Regions from separate parts of the Homo sapiens genome. Here regions 2 and 3 are each linked to region 1. Evidence: chromatin contacts called from ENCODE Hi-C data. All regions are on one chromosome and are shown on one strand. Each heading gives the region's core, a stretch centred on a gene start or an enhancer-like site at or near the end of the contact. The rest is flanking DNA. Distances are from core to core; before and after follow the strand shown. Region 1 holds the start of ZNF697 (zinc finger protein 697). Region 2 overlaps CD58 (CD58 molecule). Region 3 holds the start of ATP1A1 (ATPase Na+/K+ transporting subunit alpha 1).

Evidence for each region. Hi-C counts contacts between places; a loop is a spot of excess contacts on that map. Pooled maps may share reads with other maps.
Region 2: a pooled map shows a loop between it and region 1 (2.4-fold over the local background). The contact joins the enhancer-like site here to the promoter of ZNF697 in region 1. A Hi-C loop is called at or near these places in 2 of 50 pooled maps.
Region 3: a loop to region 1 is called in a pooled map, with 6 times the contacts of the local background. The contact joins the promoter of ATP1A1 here to the promoter of ZNF697 in region 1. A Hi-C loop is called at or near these places in 4 of 50 pooled maps.

The regions. Positions count from the first base shown.
Region 1 is chr1:119,646,930-119,649,693 of GRCh38, reverse strand. It overlaps ZNF697 (zinc finger protein 697), which reads left to right and starts at 1,428. Exons shown (of 3, transcript NM_001080470.2): 1 at 1,428-2,003. LOC124904389 (a long non-coding RNA gene) reads right to left here and starts at 1,378. Exons shown (of 2, transcript XR_007066506.1): 1 at 1,307-1,378; 2 at 718-970. RefSeq lists enhancers at 1,351-1,420, 592-1,432 and silencers at 1,491-1,550, 1,848-2,011.
Region 2 is chr1:116,555,177-116,558,204 of GRCh38, reverse strand. All of the region lies in intron 1 of CD58 (CD58 molecule), which reads left to right. It overlaps LOC105378925 (a long non-coding RNA gene), which reads right to left. Exons shown (of 3, transcript XR_947739.2): 3 at 1-3,028. Among named protein-coding and RNA genes, the nearest start is that of MIR548AC, 3.4 kb to the left of the region's middle. RefSeq lists enhancers at 1,304-1,598, 1,372-1,621. Within about 2 kb of position 1,469, at least 19 of the 41 ENCODE cell types and tissues checked have a DNase peak (open chromatin) inside an H3K27ac peak, as active enhancers do.
Region 3 is chr1:116,371,564-116,374,603 of GRCh38, reverse strand. It overlaps ATP1A1 (ATPase Na+/K+ transporting subunit alpha 1), which reads right to left and starts at 1,360. Exons shown (of 23, transcript NM_000701.8): 1 at 1,081-1,360. The coding sequence starts at 1,092. RefSeq lists an enhancer at 1-103 and silencers at 474-773, 1,204-1,733.

The DNA of each region.
Region 1 (2,764 bases), core at 179-2,678:
TTTCTTTTTTTTTTTTGAGACGGAGTCTCACTTTGTTGCCCAGGCTGGAGTGCACTGACATGATCTCAGCTCACTGCAAGGTCTGCCTCCCAGGTTCATTCCAGTCTCCTGCCTCAGCCTCCCGAGTAGCTGGGACTACAGGTGCCCGCCACCACGCCCGGCTAATTTTTGGTGTTTTTTTTTTTAGTAGAGACGGGGTTTCACCGTATTAGCCAGGATGGTCTCCATCTCCTGACCTCGTAGTACGCCCGCCTCGGCCTCCCAAAGTGCTGGGATTACAGGCGTGAGCCACCGCGCCCGGCCTCCCAGAGACTTTTCTATCTGATTACTTTTCAAACACATTCTAGAGCATCCTAGAACTTGTCCTTTCCTAGTTCAGTTTATTACTTTCTGCTCATGCTCCAGGAGAGAATATAGCTTTTAGTCATTTAGTCTCTATGTGGTCCTTCCTTGATTTTCTAAGGGTCCTGAGTCTGTGGTCCCAGAAATAGACAAAAACATGTGCAGGGCATCATAGACTCTTGCTAGGCTGGAAGTAGAGTTCCTCTCTTGTAGCCAATGTCCTCTTCTCCTCACCCTTCCACTCCCGAAATACACACACTCAATATACAGTGGCCAGCACATCTGTTTTATGGGACCAAGAAGCTGAATCCTAAAGGTTAATGAAGGAAAGATACGCAGAAAGTCCAGCACTTTCCTAATTCAGCAGCACACAGGTTTTCACGTCTAATATTTAATTTACGTAATTTATTTTCAATCTCAATTTAATTGCTTTTCTTGAAAAGATGTTTGGGACAAGGTCAACAATGAGGGAGGAATGTCACCGGGTCGGGATCTGGAAACAATCAGCTCTGTATGGTTTTAAAGATGAAGCGCCAAGATCTTAAGGAACCTGAATTCCTGGTGAGCAATCAAGTTCTTTAATCGGCCCCCAGCAGGATGTCAACGGCGTAAAAGACAAAAAGAAAATCTATTTTAAAAGATAGATTTTGTGTTTTTAGATTAATTTTTAAAAAGCGAACCCACCACAAACTTCCCAGTTTTTAAAGAAAAGGCCTCTCCCACCGCAGAGCCCTCCCGAACCATGGGACAGCTCAGCGGCAGCGTCCCACCGGCTGCCCGCAACCGGTGCCGCGAGCTCGGAGTGCAGCGCTGGGATCTCGCGTGCTCCGGGACAGCGGGCTCCTTGAGCGCCGCGGGGCGGGGCGTGGGGCAAGACCCGCCGGCCGCTCCCTTCCCCACAGCGCTTAGAGAAGCAGCGAGCGCCTTTCCTCCTGTCCCGGAGTCCTAGCCTGGCCCGAGCTACCTCCAGGGCGCCCGCTGCTGCGGTGGCAGGAAGTCCCCGGGAACTACAAATCGAGGCATGCTGGGAACATTCTCCCGCTCCTCCCAGGAAATGTCCTTTGTCCAGCCCTACAGGAAGCCCCAGTGAGGAGTCAGCCGGGCAGCCAGCCAGCGAGCCAGCCAGCCAGCCAGCCAGCCAGCCAGCCAACCAGCCAGCCAGCGGGCCACCCAGCGGCCGCTGCAGCCGCCGCCGCCGCACAAGGGCAGACGCGCTGCGGTGCGGGGCTCGGGCCGGGGCGCTCGGTGCCCTAGCTCCTCGCCGCGCCAGCCGCCTCGCAGGTAGGAGCGTGGCTGTGGCTGGGCTCAACCGCCTCCCGGGGATGGGGCTGATCGGGACCAGACCCGACCGCTGCGGGGATGGGGTGTGTGTTCGAGTGCGGTGGCGGAACGGCTGGGCGAAGTTGTGCCTCGTAAAGTGGACCGTTGTCCGCTCCCCTGGGGCGCAGGGCCCCGGGCTTATGGGGTGCTCTCGCGCCCCCAAAGCCAGGACTGAGCTCCCTCAGGGGTATGTGGCGAGGGGCGGGGAGGAGGAGGCTGAGACTTGAGGGAGGAGACAGCGATGCAAGAGGGAATAGGACCGTCCCGCCGACCACCGAAGGGGGCATCAGAGACCCTCGGAGAAACCAAGCCCAGGGAGGAGCTTGGAAGGCAAGGAGAAGGTGAAGGGCTTTGTGTGCAGCTGTGGACCTTGACGGACTGCGCTCCCCTTGCCTTGTCTGTTCGTGCCTCCAGCCCCACTGGGGCTAAGGGAGGGTGGGGGGCTCCGAGAAGGGCAGGAGAGAGGCGGCAGGTCATCTTGGGTCCTAGTGAATGAAATGTGTGCCTCCCTTTTCCTCTCTTCTCCATTCTAGCCCACTCAAATGAGCGGCTTTGGGGCTGCCATCAGACCGGGCAAATGACACAATAAGGACGGGTGGGTGGAGAGATGGGCAGCAGCTCGCAGCCCAAGAGGGGTGGCCGTCTAGCCCCGGGAGGCATTCCAACCACACGTGTCCATGTAGGTAGGTGGTGGGGTGGTGGGCAAAGCTGGAACCTGCACCTCGCGGGGATGCCGAGGCTCAGGATTGTGCATGGAGGCACGGGTGAGGCGCGTGTTGGGAGGAGTGGGTGAGTAAAAGGTTGAGGGGGAGCAGCGACACAGAGGCGCTGAGTGTACCTTATGGCCAATGTACATTATGGCCATGCATCGGGAACTGACTACCACTTCCTCTGGGACTTTCCACGATTTTCCTTTTTCCTAACCGCCTCCCCCAACCGCCCCCGCCCTGCCTCCCCCACAGGAGTGAATCACCCACCCCTTACTACATGAACCCTGGGCTGAATTGAAGTTGGTGATGTATCCCTGTCCTTGTAGTGGGCATGTTTGTCCTTAACCTGTAGGATGACACCAATACTCCGCATCCCCTACTGCGTTACCCTC
Region 2 (3,028 bases), core at 220-2,719, 3.1 Mb after region 1:
CTGAAACTTTTAAGGGAATTTTTCTTTTTTCTTTCTTTTTTTTTTTTTTTTGGTCAAATGAACTTTTACTTTACCTGCTAAAATCTGCAGGCAGTGTGAGCCTTAAAATATTTTAGAGAGAGAGAGAGAAGTATCTTAAAATTACATTGTTTATTTCTAAGAACAAACTCAAGAAAACCCTTTCCTTCAAATCCCGGAAGAGTGATTAGCTTGTCTCTAAGGTATGGCATTGGCTGGGCATGGTGGCTCATGCTTGTAATCTCAGCACTTCAGAAGGCCCAGGGAGGAGGATCACTTGAGCCCACGAGTTTGAGATCAGCCTGAGCAACATAGTGAGACCTTGTTTCTACAAAAAATATAAAAATTAGCTGGGCGTGGTGGCATGCAACTGTAGTTCTAGCTACTTGGGAGGCTGAGGCAGAAGGATCACTTGAGCCCAGGAGGTTGAAGCTACAGTGAGCCACGATTGCACCACTGCACACCAACCTGGGTGACAGAATGAGACCCTGTCTCCAAAAAGAAAAAGGAAGGAAGGAAGGAAGGGGAGGGAAGGAGGGAGAGAGAGAGGGAAAGAAAGAGAAAAATAAAAAGAAAGAAAAGAAAGAAATGACATCAGTGAACCTCCTCAAACCATAGCGAGGCTGTTAAGTTTGATTGGGGCTGACATCCATGAGTGGGTACAAGTTTATCTGGTGTGGTGCCCTGCATCCTATAACACTTAGTTGGTAAAATCTACTTAAACTTGAGAGGGAACATCTCAAAAGGGACAGCTGTGGAGTTGGGAAGGTGGAGCCCGCAGGTCCTCCCATCTTGCTTTGGTGATGAGGCAGAAAGTGGGGCTGAAAAACTGAGTCTGTTTTGGTTGTATATGAGGGCTCCTGAGCCATTTTATTTTTAAGCTCCAGTTAAACTTCTTTCTCCATCTCTCCTTACGAAGTCCTCCTTCTTCAGCCAGGTTCCACAGCAATTTGGGATTTCACAAAGCCCAGGGTTTGGGGTGACTGTCAAATTTTGCTATTCTGTCAGGAAGCCTTATCTTTTGAACTACATTTAAGTTGTATTTTAATCATTTTAGTTAATTCATTCAACAGATATTTATTGAAAGTCCATATGCCAGACATATGGGGATACAGCCAAAAACAGGAACACCTTTGTCCTTGTCCTGATAGGGCTAGCCTGGCTGGGGTTACCCCTAAGCTCAGATTTGAATTAGTTGCCAACTTTCAAGAACAGGAATTTTCACACAAAATGTGAATATCTGGCTTTTTTTGAAAAATTGGGAACCTGGCAATGGTGGGCCTCTGTTTCCACATGGCAGGAGCTGAGGCACAGCTCCTGTTTCCACATGGCAGGCCCCTCCCTGTAGGCTCACTGGTGCGCAAGTCCTCACCAGTCCCTTCTGACTCACACTTGGCCCGCTGGTATCTCCTCTGTGGGTGGAATTGCTGGTCTTCGTCTAATGCGTCATTTGCCACAGTTCTGTTTCTTTGTGACTCCTTTGTTTGCTCGTTTTCTTTTTATTGTTTCTGGTCTGGCTTTTTCTTCCTTGACTGGAGTCTTGCTCTCTGAGGCCCTCTTCAGCTCTAGCATTCGATGATTTGGAAACCACAGAGCTTAGTGCCTCACCTGTAGGTTTGGAGGTGTGCTTAACTCAGTTTGACTTTCTCATTTGCAACATCTGCTGTTCCAATGCTGTCTATAGATTGTATCCTGAGAAACCCTGCATCATGTCACTATCTTTAAGAGCCTTATGCCATGTAGCAAGCTAAATAAGAAACAATGGTTAAGAGCACTGATTCTGCAGTCAGATTGTCCAGGTTCAAATCTGGCTTCATTACTTAACATTGTTGTGCCTCAGTTTCCTCACCTGCAAAATAATAAGGTTAGAAATAAAACCTTCTTAATATGTTTTTAGGATTCTGATTTTTTTTTTTTTTTTTTTTTTTTTTCTGAGATGGAGTCTTGCTCTGTCACCCAGGCTGGAGTGCAGTGGCACAGTCTTGGCCACTGCAACCTCCACCTCCCGGGTTCAAGCGATTCTCCTGCCTCAGCCTCCCATGTAACTGGGATTACAGGCGAGTGCCACCACGCCCAGCTAATTTTGTATTTTTAGTAGAGACGGGGTTTCACCATGTTGGCCAGGCTGGTCTGGAACTCCTGACCTCAAGTGATCCACCTGCCTTGGCCTCCCAAAGTGCTGGGATTACAGGCATGAGCCACTGCTCCCAGTGGTGAGTACCTATTTATAGAGCCCTTGCAACAGTGCCTGGCACAGAGCCAGGGCCATACAAGTGTTAGATTAAGTAAAAAAAAAAAGTACCAGTCAATCTGAATCTCAGGCCCTGAGTAATAATTTGCAGAGGAATTTGTGCTGGGGGTTGAGAGTTCCTTTTCATTAACCCATAGTTAACGGTGACCAGATTTTCTAAATAAGAAATCAGGATACTTCATCTATAAAACTTGGGTTCCAGTTACAACTTCAGGCCATACAAAAAGAACTATTAAAATTGAGGTGTTGATGTTTTGTAGAAACACTGCAACAGAATATTTGAGATCAGACCTGTTTTTAGATATGTGATCACTCTATACATGTAGTGCTGATTAGGTATTAGGTACCCTCATATCTTTATTTAAAAAAAATTCAAAATTCTTCAAAACAAAAAAACCTTCAAAAATTATCTGGCTAGCATAGAAAATCTTTTTAGGCGATCACTGATAAAATTTTTTCCCTCCCTCCATCTCTCTTTGCTTTTAAACAGCAAAAACTCACCCCATGCCCAGTTCTCACCCAGTTAATTCAGACAGTGTGAATACCTTGATGTTGACCTAACTCATTAAAAGAAAAAGAGAGAAAACCTTTGAAAGCCTATTCCATGTCAACCAGTGTAAAAAGACTCTCAATTTTATTCAAACCTGAAAACAATCTTTTATGGTGGGCATTATGATTTCTACTTCACAGCTGAGGAGATCTAGTGTGGGGAGGCCTTTGGGAGTTCACCCTGGGCCTTGCTGGCTTCAAAATCTGGGC
Region 3 (3,040 bases), core at 111-2,610, 3.3 Mb after region 1:
CTAGGGGTAATCAAGTCTTCGCTACAGAAATGTAGGACAGCGGCGTTGTGACGATATTCCCACCACGCTCCGCGCCGCTCTCCAGCCCCAAGACCCCTCGTTTCCTTCAGGGACCGCCCTTTGGTGCTTCCGCGACGCTGGAAACCGGCAGAGATTCCTACCACCGTATTGCCTGCAGCCTCCAGTCCTTTTTCGGGTTTCTTGTACCCTGAGGCCCTGGTGGGTCTGCCTATCCTCCTTCAGGGCTCGTCCCTTCAAAAAAAATCTGCACGCCTCTCCCCACCATCGGATGACAACTCCAGTTGCCATCGGTGCATCCTGTGTTTACGGAAAGTGGCCCAAGAAAGCCCTCAAAAGTATACCTTAAAGGCCATCTTAGGGCAGTGAAGACACACCCTTTCTGGCACCAGCCCGCCCAGCCGGCTTCGCACTTAGAAGCAGCCAGTTTTTTCTTTGGGGGAGGGCGGCCGCCTCTGCGCGGAGCAAGCTAAGCCCCAGCGTCCCCAGGAGAAGGAGCCCCGAACCCGGAGGCTGCCCCCGCCGGAACCGGGGCCGCGGCGGGAACGGAGGCCCGGGAGGAGGCCCCGGCGGAGCGCCCCAGGGGAAGGGGAGGAGCGCGCCTTTCCTCAGGGCACGGAGGGCGGAGGGAAAAGGAAGGAGAAGGAGGTGACGGCGGTCGCAGGGAGGGGAGCCAGGCTCAGGGATGCCGGCTCAGTCCCGGGGCCGCCCCCGCTGCTGCAAGCCCCCTCCTCCCGGCCCCGAGGCTTCCCAAGCACCGCCTCTCGGAGCCCCCGGCCCGCTCGGCCTCCGGGGCGCGCAGCCCCCGCCCAGGGTCCGCCCACCCCCCTAAGCAATGCCGCGCTCCAGCCCCTCGGCGCTCCCTTCCCCCGCCCCCCGTTACTGCGCTCCCTCCATTTCCAAACTGCGTCGTCTTTTAAGCCGCGCGGCTCTGCCAGCCCACTCCACGCGGCGCCGCTTCCTCCTCCGCCGCCTCCCGCTGGCCGCGGTCGCCCTCCCGACTTCCTCCTCTTCCCCTCGAGGGCTCCCCGAGCCCCCTCCCCGGGCGCGCCGGACACTCACCCCCTTCCCCATGGTGGCGGTGCTCAGTGCCCGGCGCCGGGTCCTGTCGCTGGAGAATCAGAGAGAAAAGCACAGAGCAGCTCCCGGCCGAGCGAGCGGGACCAGGGGAGCCAAGTGGAGGGAGCTAGGGCTGCCGCGGGGCGGGAGGGTGGGAGGGCGGCCGGCGGCTCGGGCCGATGCCGCCGCCGCTGTTGCTGCCGCCGCCCGGGCTGCTACCGCTGTTGCCACGTGTCCGCCTCCTCCCGCCGCTGCTCTGCGCCCCAGACCCCGCCGCAGCTCCAGCCCGCGCCTCCTCCTCACTTCCTAAAATATGCAACCTGCGTGCTGGCCCCGCCCACGCCGCGAAACGTCACCGTTACCGGAGCAACCTGACACCGGCCGTGGGCCTGGCTCCGCCCCCTCCCGAAACCCCGCCCACGGGCCCGGACAGCGCCTGCTGCGGCCAGTCCTGGCTCCCGGCAGGAGGGCGCCCAGGTCTGGGACAAGCGTGTCCACCGTGTCCCGGGAGGGCTGCGGGGCGCTCCTGCTGGCTGAACAGCGGGGACTCGGCGGCCTTGGCCCTCCCACGCCCCTCCTCCCGCTGCCCTGCATGACCCGCCTACTATGTAGGGCCCAGGAGGTCCGCAGTGGGTGCGGTACGGTCTCGGAACTGGGCTCCCCCAGTCGCCGCCGACCCGGCACCAGAAGTCGTGGGCGGAACGGCTTTTCCAGCGCTTCGGCGATCTCCTCTGGGACTCAGGGATGCTGGAGGGGGCTGGCGCTCGGGTGTGATTGCAGCCAGCGCCTGACTGAGGGACTCCGCCCCTCTGTGGAATCCAGGCCCCGCGCCCACCTGCGGATGGCCTCCCCGGGCGCTTGGTGCTCTCAGAGTGCCTCCTGTGACTTGGGGTCCTCTTTATCCACTTCCCGCTCCGTCATAGCTGGAATCGATCTGAACTGGCATCGCCAGAAGTTTCAAGCGCCCTCCTCCCACCACCTCTCTTTCTTCGAGATTCCAAAATGAGAATCTGAAGGGCGACCAGCGAATTCATTCACGCTATTGTGTGAATGTAACCTGCTTGTCCAGTTTGGGGATTCTCTTTTTAGGGAAGAAAAACCTGAAACCCAAAGGAATGCGTATCCTTAGCTAGAGGAGCTAAATCAAGGGGGAGGCGTTTGAGGACTTGCCAGGTGCCTCTCCACGCCTCCACCTGTCACGGCAGCATCTCCAGCACAGCCTTGGGTTCTCTGGGGGGGCCCAGGAAACCACCACTCTCCCCGGAGATCCCTGGTTCCACTGCACTTTGGGGCTTCTCTGTCATTATAGCTTTTGCTTCTTAGCAAGAGGCTGCAATGGCTGAAGTTCTCCAACATTTTAAAAAACAAAGTATTATTAACAAGGTTTGCAGGAAGTCAAGTACTCTGGGAAAGGCCAGGATATTGACTTTCTAAGCAAAGGTTCCTAAGTTAAAGCCAACTCTATCAACTTCAAGTATTCATGTAGCATGAACAAACAAGGATATGAAACTGGAAAAAATGGAGAAGGAAGGAAAGAAAGGAAAAACTAGAAACTGTGTTGTCAGTTACATCATTAGGGTAATTCTCATCCCTTCTTACAAGATAGTTTCTTACACGAGTCTCTTCTCCTCAAGAATGTATTGTTAAAGGTTGATGTCTCCTACAGTGATCTAGAGACTTGGTTCAATCATTCTAGGCCATAGAGAGCAGAGGAATTGTAAATAGAATTCAAAACCCTGACTGCCTGGAGAAGAGCCCCCAAATTCAGAACAGAATTCCTTAGACTGTTAACAGAGGGTTACAGAGTGTTCGGGGATCCATCTCTAAGCTTCTAGAAAATGCTTTCTTTACATGCTTGATAGCCTCAGTTACTGTACTTTGTAAGATGCTTTTGCTTGCTAAAGATAGCTTGTTTAAGATTAATTACTCCTGGGCCAGGCACTGTGGCTCACGCCTGTAATCC